Linked DNA regions of Homo sapiens: region 1 is linked to region 2. Evidence: chromatin loops called from intact Hi-C (ENCODE). Cell type or tissue: heart left ventricle. All regions are shown on one strand. Each heading gives the region's core, and the rest is flanking DNA. Links, peaks and the distances in the headings are about the cores only. Region 1 overlaps ARFGEF3 (ARFGEF family member 3). Region 2 has its middle 9.8 kb from the start of HEBP2.

Region 1 (5,380 bases), core at 266-5,265, 100 kb after region 2:
CTCCTCCCACTCCTGTCCCCTTCCTGACGGTCCTCCCTGTGCCCGTGCCGGGGGTCTGGGACACAGTGACCAAACACTGAAGAGGTAAGTGAGGTGGAACTGTGTGTGATTGGTGACCAAAAGCACTTTCAACCTCAGGAAGTACCACCAAACAGTTGAGGCGATTGGTGATTTTCCCTCTTCACCCTCGCATGGTTGTTGGGCATCAATAAGTAACACATGCATGTGGGATTTTTGAAAACAGCCATAATCATAATAGAGGATTTTTACCATTTTCCAAGCTCCGCTCCAGGTGCATCAAGTTACTAATTAATTTACCCTCACAACTACACGGTGACAGAATTACTTTTAAAAAATGACCCTATTTTACCAATGGAGAAGCCAGGCAGGGCCCAGGGAGGTGAGGTTGCCTGAGATCCCAGAGTAAGCGCAGCGCTTTGACCCCAGGTGGCCTACCTCAGACCCTCCAGTGTTAGTAGAAAACGTTTCATTCCAAGTATGGATGTAATGGTAGAGAGAACTAAGCTTGAAAAAGATGGAAGAGATTTAAGTGATTGGCTAACAAATGGGTCGTCCCTGGCATGACTGAAACCAGATGGATGTGGGTGTCGCCTGGTAAGCAGGCTCCCGGGGCGTGGGAGGCCGGCGCCGCGCACCTGTCGGCTTGCGTGGAGAGGGTGAGCACCACCTTGGCCGCGCTGCTCCCGCTCATGAGGCTCCCGCCGCGGAAGTCGGAGGCCCGACCCCGGCTGCCTTCCCGGACGAGGTCCTGGATGGACAGGGGCTGGACGACAGGGGCCGTGCTCAGGGAGCGCCCCTGCTCCGGGCTGTGCTCGGGGGGCGAGCCCTCACACTCGGGGTCCCCAAGGAGGCCAGCGCTTCCAGTGGCCTTCTGGGGCTGGCTGATGGTCAGAGGGGGCTGCGAGGCACCATCGCTGAAGTGGTTGTGCTCCAGGGTGCCCACGTATTCACACACCCTAGAAAGAGCACAGACAAGCAGCTGTTAGGCGCTGCAGCTCACCCCGGCAGCTCCATAAACCCCACAGTGCCAGACAAAGGAAATGCAGCCAGCTCTGCAAGCTCCCCAGCTTTCCTCTTTCCTGTGATGACAGTCAGTCCTTCCCTCCTGTGTTCTCATGTCACACAGCATTATTATTAGTAGTATTTGAGTTGGACCAGACAGCCTTGAAATGGGTAAAGGATTATTTGGGTTCTCCCACCCCAGGCTGGGAGAAAGACGGGCAATGAAGCCCAGTTCATCCAGTCCCCCTGCCTCATCCGGCTTACTGGCTTATCTGCCCTCCTGCTGTTTGAGCCATTTTTCCCCAGGCACCCTCTTTCCCTCCATATAGTGCTCTGATTAGGAGTTGGGAAGCGTTTCCCTACGATGGGATCCCAGAATGGCTATACCTATGACGGAGAGGCCAACTAGCCACAGTGGGTTCTGCCCAGCCACGTCCTGCCTGGTCCCGACGGCGCCACATAACTCAAGTCTGGGTGGGGTGGGTGGCGGCCGGGTGGGAGGGCAGTCACCGAATTATGGCAGACACAGAGAAGGGTCACCACATGTGCTACAACTGCCAACTCCTAAATGGTTTGTTCCCAACAGAACCTGGGACGAAGATGGTTCGCAAGGTCCCTCATCTCGGAGTAAGTCTGTTTACTGGTAAAGAGCATCATGGATAATCCACTCTGATGTTCTAGAATCAAGGAATTTTTCAATCCCTTACCCGCTGCTTGTGTACCAGGAGAGCCTTTTTATTTTCTTTTTTCTTTTCTTTTCTTGTTAGAGCAATAAAGAGCAGCAGGTCAGCAGCCTTCATAATAGAACCATTTTGCTCAACAAACACTCATGGCTATATTTGCTTTGAAGACGTGAAACTGAACCCAGCTCTGGCTGGTGCCCTGGGCCATTGGCCATTGCCCTGGCCACTCTTGCCCCATGCCTGCTCTGCCTAGACCTGGGTTTGGAGTGAGTGTGAGGCATGTGCTGCAGAGAAGGAGAAGGAACAGTGTGGCCAGCCCCCGCCCTGTTCCATGGGCAGTGCTCCTTCCACGGTACTGGGTCTGTCCTGATGCAATGCTTGGGGAGACGTGCTTTCAGTCTTAGTTGTAAGAGGACTTGGACTCTGGAGCTATTGCTGGTTTTCATCTTACAGGCACTGTGCACTATATAACTCACTGGGAGTTTCTTTTCACTTTGATGCTACAATGCTTAGAGCTAAATTTTTGGCCTGTCTTTGGCAGAGGTGTACGATTTTTTGTTTTGTTTTGTTTTGTTTCAGTCTAGCTAAATTAAAAGTAGGTATCTTGTATTTTATGTATGCAAATAAGCTATCTGAAATCCTTCTTTAAGTAAAGAGGACATTGATAAACATATAGCAATGTAATATTGAGGAGACATGACCAGTTTTAGATTTGCACAGTATTCACTTAGTCATCTCAATCAATTATTTAATTGGTTTTTCTTCCTTCCTTCTCTCATAAAAATGTCAATAGAAAAGTCACAATTCCTCAGACCCAGTTCTGTCCCCTGTTCTTCAAAACATACATTCAGTTGGGCCCTTATTCCCTCTTCTCTTTTCACGTCTCATTTGAAGTTTAATCAAACTCTGTGAATTGTTATAATTGATTTACATGCTGGCAGGCTCTTAAGGCCACCCCTCTCCACCTGCCACAGCCCACTCCAGGTTTCCCAAGGCAGGGTTAGTGCCATCTGGGGGTGGGAGCCCGTCATGCACCTGAACACGTGTGGCCAGCAGTCCGGGTTGTGGCTTCCCATCTCCAGGCCTACGCTGAGGATGGCCTCCATGCACAAGACGTGGGCAGTGTGCAGCCACACCCCCTGCACCTTCCCAATCTGCTCCAGTTTCTGCTCCACTTTTAGTTTCACTGTGCCAGAAAGACATTTATTAAAATAACAGGTTGAGTAAGGGAGACAGAAAGAATGAAAATGAAAGAATGTGTGTCATGCAAGGGCAAAAGGGAAAGGACAGACTTCAGTGGCAGCAAGCACCTCCACAGTAGGTCCTTGCGGACCATCATGCAAACCACCCAGCCAGCAGGTCCCACGTGCTGGTGGCCCCAGCTCTCCAGCTCCAGAAGTGGGATGGATCCTGAGCTGGCAGGTGCCATTCCTTCCAGGCCCTTTCATGGGCTCTGGGTCAGGCACAGCAGTGTGGATGGGTTTCATGAGCCAATTCCAGCTAAAACCATCTGGGCCCAGACCTTTCACCCTTCCCAAAAATTGGTCAAATGGAAGAATTCCTGGCTTTCTGCAAGTTTTCTCTGAGATTATTGTAATGTTAGGCTCTCATTATGATCATCATCTCTAAAACAACTTATTTACGTATATTTTGAGCACCAGAATGACTGCTCTATCACTGAAAATGACCAATTTCATTTCATCCCTTGAGTTTGTATTTGTGAGCTCCAAATAATACTTTAAAAAATTGTAGCCTGGGTGTGGTGGCTCACATCTGTAATCCCAGCACATTGGGAGGCCAAGGCAGGTGGATCACCAGAGGTTGGGAGTTCGAGACCAGCCTGAACAACATGGAGAAACTCTGTCTCTACTGAAAATACAAAATTAGCCGGGCATGGTGGCACATGCCTGTAATCCCAGCTACTCAGGAGGCTGGGGCAGGAGAATAGCTTGAACCTGGGAGGCGGAGATTGCAGTAAGCCGAGATGGTGCCATTGCTCTCCAGCCTGGGCAACAAGAGTGAAACTCGGTCTCAAAAGAAAAAAAAAATTGTAGATGACTAATGAGAAAGAATGCAGAAGGTGACTTCAGATGTCAGTAATGCAAAATGCTAAGGCAAGGCCAAACCACAGTGTCCTCCTTGAACAAAGGTTTCAAGTCATTGCATGTGGTAGGATAACTAAGTGATGGTCCAGAACCCAGAAATATAGCAAGCCAACCTCAAAGGAATCCAAACCATCTCCTAATGTAAGGAGCAAAGTGATTTTTAGCAAAACATCATTTGTCTCATAAATGTGATACTAATTTTATTTATTTATTTGAGATGGTGTCTCACTCTGTTACCCAGGCTGGAGTGCAGTGGCTTCATCTTGGTTCACTGCAACCTCTCCCAGGTTCAAGCAATTGTCCTGCCTCAGCCTCTGAAGTAGCTGGGATTACAGGCACCCACCACCACGCCCAGCTAATTTTTGTATTTTTTAGTAGAGACGGGGTTTCTTTCACCATGTTGGCCAGGCTGGTCTCAAACTCCTGACCTCAAATGATCCGCCCACCTTAGCCTCCCAAAGTGCTGGGATTACAAGTGTAAGCCACTGCGCCTGGCTGTTTTATCTATTTTTTTGAGATAGGGTCTCACTCTGTCACCCAGGCTAGAGTGCAATGGAATGATTATTGCTCACTGCAGCCTGAACCTCCCCAGGCTCAGGTGATCCTCCCACCTCAGCCTCCCGAGTAGCTGGGACTACAGGCACATGCCACCATGCCTGGCTAATTTCTGTATTTTTAGTAGAGACAGGGTTTTGCTATGTTGCCCAGGCTGGTCTTGAACTCCTGGGCTCAAGTGATCCGCTTTCCTCGACCTCTCAAAGTACTGGGATTACAGGCGTAAGCCACTGTGCCCGGCCTTAATCTTATTTTTTATTTGTTTTTAATCTGAATATCGTGGTCTTGGTTTTGTGGTTTTTTTTTTAAAGAACTGTGAATGTAAGGATTTTTATGTAGTTCATGGTTGTAAAATACTTAAGTAAAATTGTGAGACTCCTTTTTCAGTTAACGCTGGGGATCTGTGAGAGCGATTTTGTTTTCAAATGGGTCTCTAAATTTTATTCAAGTCTGAGAAACACGGACCTAAATTGTGTTTCTCAGCTAAAAATGTACAGCTGACTCAGTGACTTGTTACTGTACATATCTGATAGTAGTTACACAATTTGGACCAAGCTGGCATTTTTCCTTTTGTTTGCTGCCTGCCTTGTATCTTCTGTTGCTACCAGGATGGTCATTCTTTTCCCTTAGATCCAGATAATCATCAGCTTCACCGACTCACTGATTTCATCAAGTTAAAAATCAGCCATTTCTCGAGTTCACAAAGCTCAGATTTTTCTCTGATAAGAGCCTCTTCTTCCTGAGCCTCCCCTCATGAATTTTCTTCGTCTGCTTAATTTCCCCTTTAGAAAACTGGCCAATCTGCCTTCCCCACTATAACCCGAAGGGTCTTCAAGTGTGCACTTGTGTGAAGTGCCAAAGCCAGTGACTAGATGACAGGTGTGAACAGTTCAGCCAGGTGGGTCCCCCTGGGCCTGCTGCACTTTCCTTGCCACCAGGGGTCAGTATGTCTCTCATTCTCCAGAGAGATCTTCTGTAGGTCACCTACATGGAAGAGACCCAAGCCTGTGGCTC
Region 2 (5,380 bases), core at 205-5,204:
GTTTTTCAGAAACAATAACTTGAAAAGTATTTATTCTATGCAGTATTGTAGTAGGTGTTGCTGGGTGATAGGGTTTGGCTCTGTGTCCCCACTCAAATCTCATTTTGAATTGTAATCCCCACATGTCCGGGGAAGGGCCTGGTGGGAGGTGATTGGATCATGGGAGTGGACTTGCCCCTTGCTGTTCTCGTGATACTAAGTGAGTTCTCACGAGATCTGGTTGTTTGAAAGTGTGTGGCACTTCCACCTTCACTATCTGTCTCCTATTCCGCCATGGTAAGACGTGCTTGCTTCCCCTTCACCTTTTGCCATGATTGTAAGTTTTCTGAGGCCTCCTAACCATGCTTCCTATAAAACCTGCAGATCTATGAGTCAATTAAACCTCTTTTCTTCACAAATTACCCAGTCCCAGGTAATTCTTCACAGCAGTGTGAGAACGGACTAATACAATGGGTTTTATCAACAAATAGTATTTGATTTTGGCCTTTCTGGGGTCATCCATGCACTCATAACATAGTTAAATATCTGGTCTTTTCTTTTTTTTAAAGACAGGGCCTCACTATGTTGCCCAAGTTGGAGTGCAAGCATAATGTTATTTTTAAAAATAACATTGTGATTGGCACAATCCCAGAGCACTACAGCCTTGAACTGCTGTGCTCAAGGGATCCTCCTACCTCAGCCTCCTGAGTAGCCAGGACTACAGCTGCATGCCACCGCTCTCAGCAGTTACCTGGTTATCTGGTCCCCCTATAGTTACCACTGTCTCATATGTGATAACTGTAAAATGGGTAGCAACTTGGTATTCTAACAAGAAATTTAGTCTTTTCTTTTGGCTGGCTTCTCCTTCAGTTTTGACGAGAATTAGAATACCCATTAATGATTTAGGCACAAAGCCACCTGTGAAGCGCCTCCTACACTGAGCACTTTACTCTGTGCCTGATCCATAATTGCATGATAAATGTTGAATGAATGCCAGTCATAGAATTTGGCAGACACATAGATAGGAATTGAGTGTTTTTAGGAACACCTGAGAACCACCTTTCTTATCTGCCACAGAAAATGAAGAGACACTGAGTTGTGGGGTTGAGGATAAAAAAGCTAAAGTCTAAACCTGGAAATGCTTTTAAAAATTAAAATACCAATTTTAATCAGAGTGAGGCTTGATATAACTTCTAAGTTTGTTGGAGGTGTTTATGAAAAAAGAGAGGCTCATCCATACTGATTTTAAAAGGTTTATGCTTTGAAGTTAAAAATAGATGACCAAATATATCACAACTAGATAGCTCACATTCTCAAAAGCACTTAAAAGGAACTAATCTTTGATGCAGCTAAGGTAAAATGTTTCTAATAGATCACTTGATGAAAGACCATTTCCCAAAAATTTAGGGCTGCTAAGATGTTTCTTTGAACTATTACATGTGGGGTTTTCACTGTTGCAGTAGAATTATTGTATTCTTCCTTTCTTTTTTCTTTTTCTTTTCTTTTCTTTTTGGAAATAGGGTCTTGCTGTATCACCCAGGCTGGAGTGCAGTGGCACGATCCTGGGCTCAAGCAATCCTCCCATATCAGCCTTCAGAGTAGCTGGGACTATAGGCACACACCACCATGGCTGGCAATTTCTTTAAAAATTTCTTTTAGCAATGGGGTCTTTAACTCCTGGGCTCAAGTGATCCTCCAGCCTCAGCCTCTCAAAGTGCTGGGATTACAGGTGTGAGCCACCATGCTTGGCCTGCATTATTTCTTTATTAAGATAAAGAATTAGTAGGAATTGGACTTGACTCCCTAATGACTGAGAACATAGGTGTTACAGAGGTTCAGTGTCCAACTTCCCAGAAGAGGAGTTCCTCTGCCTGCACCTTTAACAGATCTGCAAACTAGTCAGTTCTCAGCCTGCTCGTAAGTCCTGCATAATGGTCTCCCTAGGTTGTTCTACAGTTGAGTGTCTACATGTGCACAATGAGACCCAGGCACAGAAGAGATAAGTAACAGATTAAAAATTGCCTCCAAGCTCATGCGTGTTGGCTCACACCTGCAATCCCAGCACTTTAGGAGGCTGAGACAGGAGGGTCACTTGAGCCCAGGAGTTTGATACCAGCCTAAGCAACATAATGAGACCATGTCTCTACAAAAATTTTTTTTTTAAAAATTTAGCTGGGCATGGTGGCTGAGCCTATAGTCCCAGCTACTAGTGGGGCTGAGGTGGGAAGATCACTTGAGCCCTGGAGGTCAAAGATGCAGTGAGCCATGATCACACCACTCGAGCTTCGGTGATAGAGCAAGACCCTGTCAAAAAAAAAAAAAAAAAAAAAAATCCACTACCATGGAGAAAAGGTTTAGTAGTAATGCCTGAGTAATGAGACGAGTAACATCTCATCTTCTGGATCAGTGCCTCTCAAGCTATCTGCAATGAAAGATCCTTTATATATTTTTAAAATTTCCAGTTCATCTTAAACCAACATGAGTGTCTACTGCACAGGACCATGTGCAGCTCATACTATAGGCTACTGAACCCACAAGTTCTGTAGTAATTTAATTGGTCTATACCAATATCAGTGAGATGAGTCCACTGATCACATGCATGGATTTTGTAAAAAATAAGTTGCTATAAATGTCTCTAAACATGAAACCAGCCCAACTGTGCCATAGAACTGATGTTCATGGTTTCTTTTGAATAAACATAGAAATTGGCCCAGTCTTAAAACTTTAGAAAGTTATCTTTGTTTTATTTGAGTTCCTTTCTCAGGAAACCAACCGTCAGGCCTCCCAGATAGTATCAAGGAACTGAAACTTACAAGATCATTGCATCATTGCATCTGGCCAGTGAGGCCAGACCCCTTACCCTTCATGATTGTCTAACCGACCACTTGCCTCTTGTTAACCAACTCCTCTTCCTTACCCCTTCCTAACTCCTGTTTTCCCACACATAGTTATATTTCTTCCCTGCTATATACACCGCTAATTTTAGTTGGTTGGGGATTTGAGACAGATCTCTCATCTCTTCAGCTGCAGCAGCTGAGTAAAGACTTCTTCCCTGCCAATACTTGTCTCAGTGATTGGCTTTCTGTTTGGTGAGCCATGGGACTTAGATGGAACCCCTGGCATTTTAGTAACAAATGCTTACTCTCAACTTCTCTTATTATCTTATCTCAGACTGTCAACAAGTAGCCTGTGAGCCAGCATCAGTTCATGGACCATGCCTCGAAGAACACTAATTTAGATGACTATCCCTGTCTCCTGTCCAACTGAAACCTGATTCAGCCTTTCCAATCATTGCAGTACTTTTGGGGTTGATTCTCTGGATACTTAGCTTGTATTTATACTTAAGGAAGACTATTGTGTATTAACATGGATTATATGATATTATTTTATAGTCTATACTCATCATTTTCATTGCCATACATTTAAATATATAAAATTATATTTTACTTGGTTTTATTATTTGCTTATTTAATATTTAGAAATGTGTTTTTTTTCCAGGTTCACATGATGACCTGACATTATTAGCTTCTTCAGGCATTAGGACTTAATGGATGAGGTACAGATAGGCTGGAATCCATGAATGTTGCTTTCACAGCTAGAGTTTCTTTAGACATTCACTTAAAGTATAGGACAATCAAAGTCATACCCTTTTTTGTGGCTAGTACACAATTCATTCTACTTGTGAGAGTGTTAAGTGTTGGGATGTTGTTAATACCAGTGAACAGGAATTGGGCATCAGTTTCTGGACTGCCATGATTTTAGTCTCACCACAGTCATAAAATCTGTAGCCTGCGTCCTTCAACATGGGCAGCCACCCTCCACCAGGTCAGAAGAGGGTGCTCTGCTTGGCTTAAACCCACATGTAAGAATCTGGGTTTCCATCTGACCTCTGCCACTTTCTGGCCCTGGGCATGAGATTCAGCCTCACCAAATCTCTTTCTTCATTGGTACAAATGGCTGGTATTCATCACATACAATTTTGAGGATTCTAAGAGGAAATGCTCAGTTATCGCTTAGCCCAATATTTTGCATGTTGTGTCCCCATAAATGATAGTTGTGAGTATGATTTTTTGTGAATGAAAACTCTGGGCCATTTCATTAAGCCCTGAGATCCATTAATTGAACTCTCCTGGTCCTCTGCCCATTAGCTTCTCCAGGCATGAGAACTTTGTGGATGACGTACAGAAAGGTTGGAATCCATTTGTATTGCTCTCACAGCTAGAGTTCCCTTAGACCTTCACTTGACGTAGAGGACACTCCATTTGCAATAGTTGCTCTGTCCTTAAGGCAGATGTGTGTTTGAACACTGGATTGTCCCAATAAACCTCTGAAGTAGATCCTATTAGTATGATAAAGGAATAAATAAATAATGAATAATTTAGAGCCAAGAAGATTCAATGACATATGTTCTTATATGTTCTGCATATAGAAGAAAACTTATTAACATCACTTTATAACTTATTGTTATGATGGCATTAGCAAAATGGGAGAAAATAAGGGAATGAAAGTCTGGCTAGGACCACTGAATGTGTGTTGGGGAGGAAAGAGAAATTAATTCTTATTTTCTCTGAAAAAACATCCAATTTCTTGTTTCCTTGTCTGAATTTTGCTTACATTGAATCAGGATAACCTGCTTCCCAGGGCTACATTGTGACTATTGCAGGCCTAAGGCACTTTTGCCTTCGTGGTTTCCTTCCTCCACGTGAAACTTATAAAATATACAAATTACATTTTATGACTGTATTGGTGTAAAGATGAATATAATCTTTGATCCCAAGAGTTTTTTTTTCTTCTGATTTTAAAATAAATTAAAACATTTTCATGGGACCCTAAAGGTAAGGTGAGCTTTGGGGATGGTGCCTGGTGTGCCTGATTGGCCCTGGTCCTACCACAAGCAATTCGGATGTTTTAGTTTCCTTATGAGAGAGTGAGAGTGCTTGATGTATAACATGGGTTGGTAAATACAGATAGGAGCTGATACTTGCTCTGTCCTTAGGCAGATGTGTGTTTTAACATTGGATTGTCCCAACAACCCTCAGATCCTAGTAATATGATAAAGGAACCAATAAATAATGAACAATGTAGAGAAAGGAAGATTCAGCACTTCAAATCAGAATATTTAATTTTTTCTCCAATTTGTTCAGAATCCAGTAGACGAAGAATGCAAATATTGGCCCTTCAAAACATCCAACTATGTGCATTGTATAAAAACTTGGAGGGGCCGGGTGCAGTGGCCCATGCCTGTAATCCCGGCACTTTAGGCTGTAATCCCAGCCGAGGCAGGTGGATCATGAGGTCAAGAGATGGAGATCATCTTGGCCAACATGGTGAAACCCCATCTCTACTAAAAATATAAAAATTATCTGGCCATGGTGGCACATGCCTGTAGTCCCAGCTACTT

The links. A loop is a pair of places that touch in the nucleus more often than their neighbours do. Peaks named below come from ENCODE experiments on the same cell type or tissue, not always from the same donor. Only the 100,000 strongest peaks of a DNase experiment are listed, where the experiment ranks them.
Region 1: it touches region 2 in a loop (2.2-fold over the local background); 33 of 110 quality-filtered maps call a loop at or near these places.

The regions. Positions count from the first base shown.
Region 1 is chr6:138,287,330-138,292,709 of GRCh38, reverse strand. It overlaps ARFGEF3 (ARFGEF family member 3), which reads right to left. Exons shown (of 34, transcript NM_020340.5): 18 at 2,742-2,892; 19 at 657-977. Among named protein-coding and RNA genes, the nearest start is that of PBOV1, 72 kb to the right of the region's middle. RefSeq lists an enhancer at 5,263-5,380. In heart left ventricle, for the core only: a CTCF peak has its summit at 2,703 (motif pointing left); a DNase peak (open chromatin) is centred at 2,749.
Region 2 is chr6:138,391,729-138,397,108 of GRCh38, reverse strand. No RefSeq gene overlaps it. Among named protein-coding and RNA genes, the nearest start is that of HEBP2, 9.8 kb to the left of the region's middle. In heart left ventricle, for the core only: no CTCF peak of the experiment used is centred there; no DNase peak of the experiment used is centred there; H3K27ac peaks cover 553 bases.